Linked DNA regions of Mus musculus: region 2 is linked to region 1. Evidence: chromatin loops called from intact Hi-C (ENCODE). Cell type or tissue: heart. All regions are shown on one strand. Links, peaks and the distances in the headings refer to the core of each region. The heading gives the core; the rest is flanking DNA. Region 1 holds the start of Rpl7l1 (ribosomal protein L7-like 1). Region 2 has its middle 26 kb from the start of Bicral.

Region 1 (2,897 bases), core at 254-2,753:
TAAAGGCGTACGCCACCGCGCCCGGCTAATCTTTCAACTTTTTTTTTTTTTTTTTGGTTTTTCGACACAGGGTTTCTCTGTATAGCCCTGGCTGTCCTGGAACTCACTCTGTAGACCAGGCTGGCCTCGACCTCAGAAATCCGCCTGCCTCTGCCTCCCAAGTGCTGGAATTAAAGGCGTGCGCCACCACGCCCGGCTCTTCCAACTTTTAAGATGACATTTATACTTTAACAAAAATTTTAGAGCATTAAATTAAAATCAAAAGAATAAGAGGTGAGCCAGGCAGTGGTGGTTAACACCTTTAATCTCAGTGTTCAGGAGGCAGAGGTTGGAGGACCTTTGAGTTTGAGGCCAGACTGTGTGCAGAGTGAGTTCCAGGATAGCGAAGGCTACACAGAGAAACCCTGTCTCCAAAAACCAAAAAAATGAGGACTGGTGAGATGGCTCAGCAGTTAAGAGCACTGACTGCTCTTCCAGAGGTCCTGAGTTCAATTCCTACCAACCACATGGTAGCTCATAACCATCTGTAAAGAGATCTGAGGCCCTCTTCTGGTGTGTCTGAAGACAGCTACAGCGTTTTCATATAAGTAAAATAAATAAATAAATAAATAAATCTTTAAAAACAAGCAAATATTATGAGATGAGCAGCGACAGTCCCCACTAGGACTATTGTTTTTATTTTTTATTTTGCTCTTCTTTCTCTGTCACATAGACAAGTGGCTCACCCAATATGGGACATATATATATATTTTATTATTATTATTATTATTATTATTATTATTATTATTATTATTATTATTATATGTAAGTACACTGTAGCTGTCTTCAGACACTCCAGAAGAGGGCGTCAGATCTTGTTACAGATGGTTGTGAGCCACCATGTGGTTGCTGGGATTTGAACTCTGGACCTTCGGAAGAACAGTCGGGTGCTTTTACCCACTGAGCCATCTCACCAGCCCCGGACAGAGATTTTTGAGGAAACTTAAAAACAAGCATGGTTCTAGCGCAATCCATGGAATAGTTTAGAATACCTGGTATGCCTGGTGCAGGAGGCCGGAAGAGGTCGTGCCCTTAATCTCCTTTGACATTCATCTGGTAATGACATTAGCGTGTTGAGTGGACTAGTTTTTTAGTGTGTTCCAACATCATGTATCAGTCCTTGGGTACTCAACAATTCCTTGCAGAGTCCCACTGTAGTGAAGTGGTGTAGTGAGGTGCAGAAGAGACACAGAAAATAAGAAAAGTCTCCTGCCCATAAGCCAAAGGTGTAGGATAAAGGCTGTGGGTGGCGACCCTTTCTAGTGTTATATAGTGGCGTTGTCCTAGGCTAGAGCATAAAACAGCACTGTGCTAGCATAAAACAGCACTGTGCTAGTATGTGGCAATGGGAGTAAATTCTGAGAAACTTAAACAAGTGAAGGCTCTGAGATGGAAATGGAGCATTTCTAGTTTCTGGCTCCACTGTTTACCCAACTTGTGCTAAGGCTTTGTAAATCTTAAGGAGCCCCCTGGCGGCCACTGGGAACCCGTAGATATTCATTGTACGGATGAGGAAGCCGAGATGCAGAAAGGTGAGGAATTCAAAGGCTCACAGAGTAGGTGACACATTTTTATTTCCGCAAATCCTCCACAAATAACCGCCCACCAAATGTGAGTGCCACGTCGGTCCTTCAAGTCTCCGGGAATAAAAACCTCACCTAAGCAAGGCGGCCAACTTCTGTAGAGCCCGTGCCGTAGCGGAAGCTGCAGATGCATTGTGGAAAGCCTTTAAATTGTTCACAAGCGGCCGAGTTCGAGACCCTACAGCCTAACTGAAAAGGGTTGGATCCAGACGGGTGTCAGACTCTAGAGACCTTAGAAGGGATGGGAAGAAAACTGGAGGGTTTTTTGCCGGAATCCTGGCTAGCAAGACCTTTTCCCAGACGCTCACATTCGCTAAGGAATCTCAGGCTGCCTGAGTCCTCCTGCGGGAGCGAGAGTCCGTCTCTATGATACAAGAGACGTCGAGGCGGGCCTCTCTACCCCGCCCGGTGAGGCTGCGCAAGCGCAGTAGCTGAAGCACCGGAAAGATGGCGGAGGAAGGGTGAGTGTGTCTTCGGATCTCTCTATGGGGCTTTGAGGATCCGATGCCATCCTTTCTGTTTGTACTCTGGTGATACAAAAGGAAGCTGTGGGCTGTGGAGAGAAAAGAAAAAGGCTCCATAGTATGAAGTCAAGGTGGGGGCTGAGATGCTGTAGGGCTCCGCGACCAGGGATCGGGACGACTTTGGAAGCAGCGAGAAGAGGAACTGAGGTTCGGAGGGGCGAGTGGCTGCGTAGCGCCAGAGTTGAGTTCGCTCAGCTTGGCTGTCATGTCTTTCACAGTTTGGTACACACGTACAGTGTATTTTGATCGTATCACCTCCCCATCATCTCTTATTCCCCTGCGTCTTCCACCAAGCTCTTTCCCCCCAATTCCCCCTCCTGCTTTCATGTGCCCCCCCCCCCCACCTCATCCTAGCTCGACTTAATCATTACTCTTCTTGATGGATCTGTGATAGCCCCTTTCTGGATTTTACTAGAATTTCCTTGCCGCTAGTGACAGGTCATAGCCTACAGTTGTTAAAGCTCCACGGACCAAAACGAACCCAGAGAGCAAAGGTTTTTCCTGATTTTTAAAGGCTCTCGGGACGAGTGAGCATTACAGGAGCACGGCGAAGACTCATCAGAAACTTTAGGTCCCGGGAAGACCAGGATCTCGAATTGGTTTGGAAAGCCACCAAATGTTGGTTTGGCAATTTTCATTAATGTCAAATTTGTTCCTTTATCAGGGAAAGAAAAAAAATTCCTTTGGTTCCAGAAAATCTTCTGAAAAAGAGGAAGGCTTATCAAGCCCTCAAAGCCACTCAGGCAAAGCA
Region 2 (2,897 bases), core at 116-2,615, 74 kb before region 1:
AATCGACCCCAATACATTTCAAAGTTTCCCCCAACACACACACATTTTTTTTCTCTCAAAAGAAACAGAAATCAACAGTCTATGAGCTTGGTTTTCTTTTGAAAAAAAATTTTTTTTAATTTTTAATTAAAAAAATCCTAATCTTTTTTTTTTTTTTTTTAAACTAGGCAAGACCGAAGTTTGAGGTAGACGAGCAGGCGAGCCGTTTGCCCGGGCGCAGAGCATGAAGGCCGGGCGGGCGCGGGGAGCGGGCGCCCGCCGCCCGGCGCGGGGGTGAGCGAGAGAGAGAGCGGAGCGCGTGTGGCCGGCGCCGCTCGGCCTGGAGCTCCCGCGCCCGCGCCCCGCGCCCCGCGCCCGCCGCCGCCGCCGCCGCCGCCCCTGGTGCGATGGCGCAGAAACCCCGTTGACAAGGCACTGCTTTTTCATGACGGTGAGTTTCCCTTTGAGTGTATTATAATTTTGTGATAAAAATTTCAAGGAGAGAGAAAAAAAACACACACACACACAACCTCCTTCCTCTGCCTCTTTTTTCCTTCGGGGAGGGGAGAAGCGAGGGAAGGAGAAGGGGGTGGGGGGAGAGGAGAGGAGAGGAGGAGAGCTGGAGATAGATCTCCAGCCAGACAGAAAAGAAAGAGGAGCAAATTAAACACCGAGTTGCCAAAACCAGGATATTAGGTTTCAGCCCAGAGAGCTATTGGCTAAGGCTGTGTTTTTTTTTTTTTTTTTTTTGGGGGGGGGGTGGGTTTGTGGGTGGGTGATGGTGGTGGTGGGTGGATGTTTAATGGACACGGAGAAAAGGGGAATCGAGTGTGGATGCCTCTCCCGGCGCCGCCAGGGCCCTGGGAAGACCAAGTTCAGTGTCTCGGGCGGGGGCGCGGGCGGGCCGGGGCCGGGGGGCGCCGCGGCCGCGTGGGGGGCCTGGCGCCTGCCTATTTTCCCCCCCTTCCTTCTTCTTCTTCCTCCCCCCCCCTCCTCCATCCGCGGATGCAAATTTCTGGAGCGGGGAGTGGGAGAGCCCGGGAAGGGGGGGTGGGATAAAAAAGGAGGGGAGGTGGCAGCGTGGCGGCTGGCGCTGGGGAGGGGATGGAGGGGAGGGGAGCCTTTTAATGACTCATTGATTGAGCCGCTTTCAAATTAGTTGTGTGCGCCGAGTGTGTGTGTGTATGTGTGTGTGCGCGCCGAGTGTGTGTGTGTATTCCGCCCCCCGGAGCCGCCCGGGGAGCCGCGGAGGAGGGAGCGGGGCTCGGCGAGGGGAGGACGGCGGCGCGGCGGGGCGGCGAGCAGGGGGCGAGGGAGGGCCTGGAGTGACGGCGGCCGGGCGAGAAAACTCAGCTTCTCCAAATCTCCTCCCCTCGCCGCTCGATCCGCACAGACCCCTCGGTCCCTTCTCTACCGCTCGCTGCCTCCGAGGCTCCCGGGTGGGGAGTCCGCCTTTCCGTGCTTCTCGGAAGGGGGGAAAATGGAGCCCGCGTCGGCGGAGGAGACGGGAGGGAAGGCCCGGGTACTCGCTTAACGTTTTCACCCCGGCGGTTTCCTCTTGCCCGCCGCCGCACCCGCGCGTCCGGGGAGAGGCCGCGGCTGGGGCCTGGGCACCGCGAGGCCCGCCGGCTCCCTAGGCCTCATCCCCGGCCTGGGCCGCGGAGCAGGCCGGGCCTGTCGTAGCCGTTGCCGGGCCAGACGCGAGGCCTTGCCGAGGATCCGCGGCCCAGGCCGGGGACGAGCGAGCGTCCCCGCTGCAGGCTCGGCTCGCCGGTGCGGAGGCCACCCGCAAGGCCCCTGCCAGGCGGCGGGACGGAGGGCGGTGGCTGGCGGGGAGCGCTTTTTGTGCCTTGGTGATCCTTTTATTGTGTCTTGATTTTTTTTTTAATTTTGATTTTTTTTTTTTGGTTTTGTTTTTTAGGGTTTTTTTTTTTTGTTTGTTTTTTTGCTTTTTTTATCCCGGCCCAGAGGGCTTCCCAAGTCACCCCGAAAGCGGCTTCTGGGGGTGGGGGCGGCGGGCCGGAGGACGCTAAGATGGCGCTCGGCCTGGCCTGTAGCCAGGGCTGGTGGCGCAGTTGCTCGGCGGCCGCCATCTTCCCTCGCGGCCCGGGCGGCTCCCGGAGTCCGGGAGCCAGGAGCGGGCCGCCGGCTCCCGAGGATGGAGCCGAGGCCGCGGAGACCCCCAGACCCAAAAGGCTGGCTCGCCGCGTTGGGGCTTGAAGGGGCTGAGGTGGTGACGGTTTGCTTTCGGTCGCTTGTCTCGGGCCGAAAATAGTGGGATGTGGTCGGGTTCCTTGGTTGATGGCGTCCCTCCCTGCCTCCGCTCATCCCCCCCGTGTTTTCCTCTTTGATCTCGGGATGGACGGCATAGTCTTTCAGGCTCGGCCGAGGGCAAGACTTTGGGGACCCCCTTGCTTGGTTTTCCTGATTCTTGGGGGTTAGAGCCCCAGCTGACAACGCTAAGGACAGGGTCGTTCTGCCTTCCCGGAACGTGCCCGGCCCAACTGTAATTCATTTAAACCGGTTGTAGTTAGTTGGTTGTTTTGTCAAACAGACCTGGATCTGGTCCCCAGAATGCAGGGACGAGACGGTTGCAAGTGACTTCTAGTTTGGGCCTTCAATGGACTTCATAGACTATCTTAATTAAATCTCTGATCGAAGAAACTCAGTTAAGCTTCAGAGTGTACTTTTTCATTTTGTCTGGTTTTTTTTGGGGGGGGGGGATGGGGGGAGTCCAGTCCAGGCAGGGTTTCTCTGTATTGCTCTGGCTGTCCTGGAACTCATTTTGAAGACCAGGCTGGCCTCGAACTCGGAAATCCGCCTGCCTCTGCCTCCCAAGCACTAGGGATTAAAGGTGTGCGCCACCACCGCCCGGCATACTTTTTCATTTTGTAAAAACCAAGTTTCCTTATATAGAT

What was found. Hi-C counts contacts between places; a loop is a spot of excess contacts. Peaks named below come from ENCODE experiments on the same cell type or tissue, not always from the same donor. Only the 100,000 strongest peaks of a DNase experiment are listed, where the experiment ranks them.
Region 2: it touches region 1 in a loop (8-fold over the local background); 11 of 42 quality-filtered maps call a loop at or near these places.

Annotation. Positions count from the first base shown.
Region 1 is chr17:46,781,805-46,784,701 of GRCm38, reverse strand. It overlaps Rpl7l1 (ribosomal protein L7-like 1), which reads left to right and starts at 2,046. Exons shown (of 7, transcript NM_025433.3): 1 at 2,046-2,083; 2 at 2,811-2,897. The coding sequence starts at 2,070. In heart, for the core only: a CTCF peak has its summit at 1,510 (motif pointing left); DNase peaks (open chromatin) are centred at 1,521 and 2,041; H3K4me3 peaks cover 1,502 bases; H3K27ac peaks cover 1,613 bases.
Region 2 is chr17:46,855,969-46,858,865 of GRCm38, reverse strand. It overlaps a transcript of Bicral not described here. Among named protein-coding and RNA genes, the nearest start is that of Bicral, 26 kb to the right of the region's middle. In heart, for the core only: no CTCF peak of the experiment used is centred there; DNase peaks (open chromatin) are centred at 415, 935, 1,085 and 2,045; H3K4me3 peaks cover 2,500 bases; H3K27ac peaks cover 2,500 bases.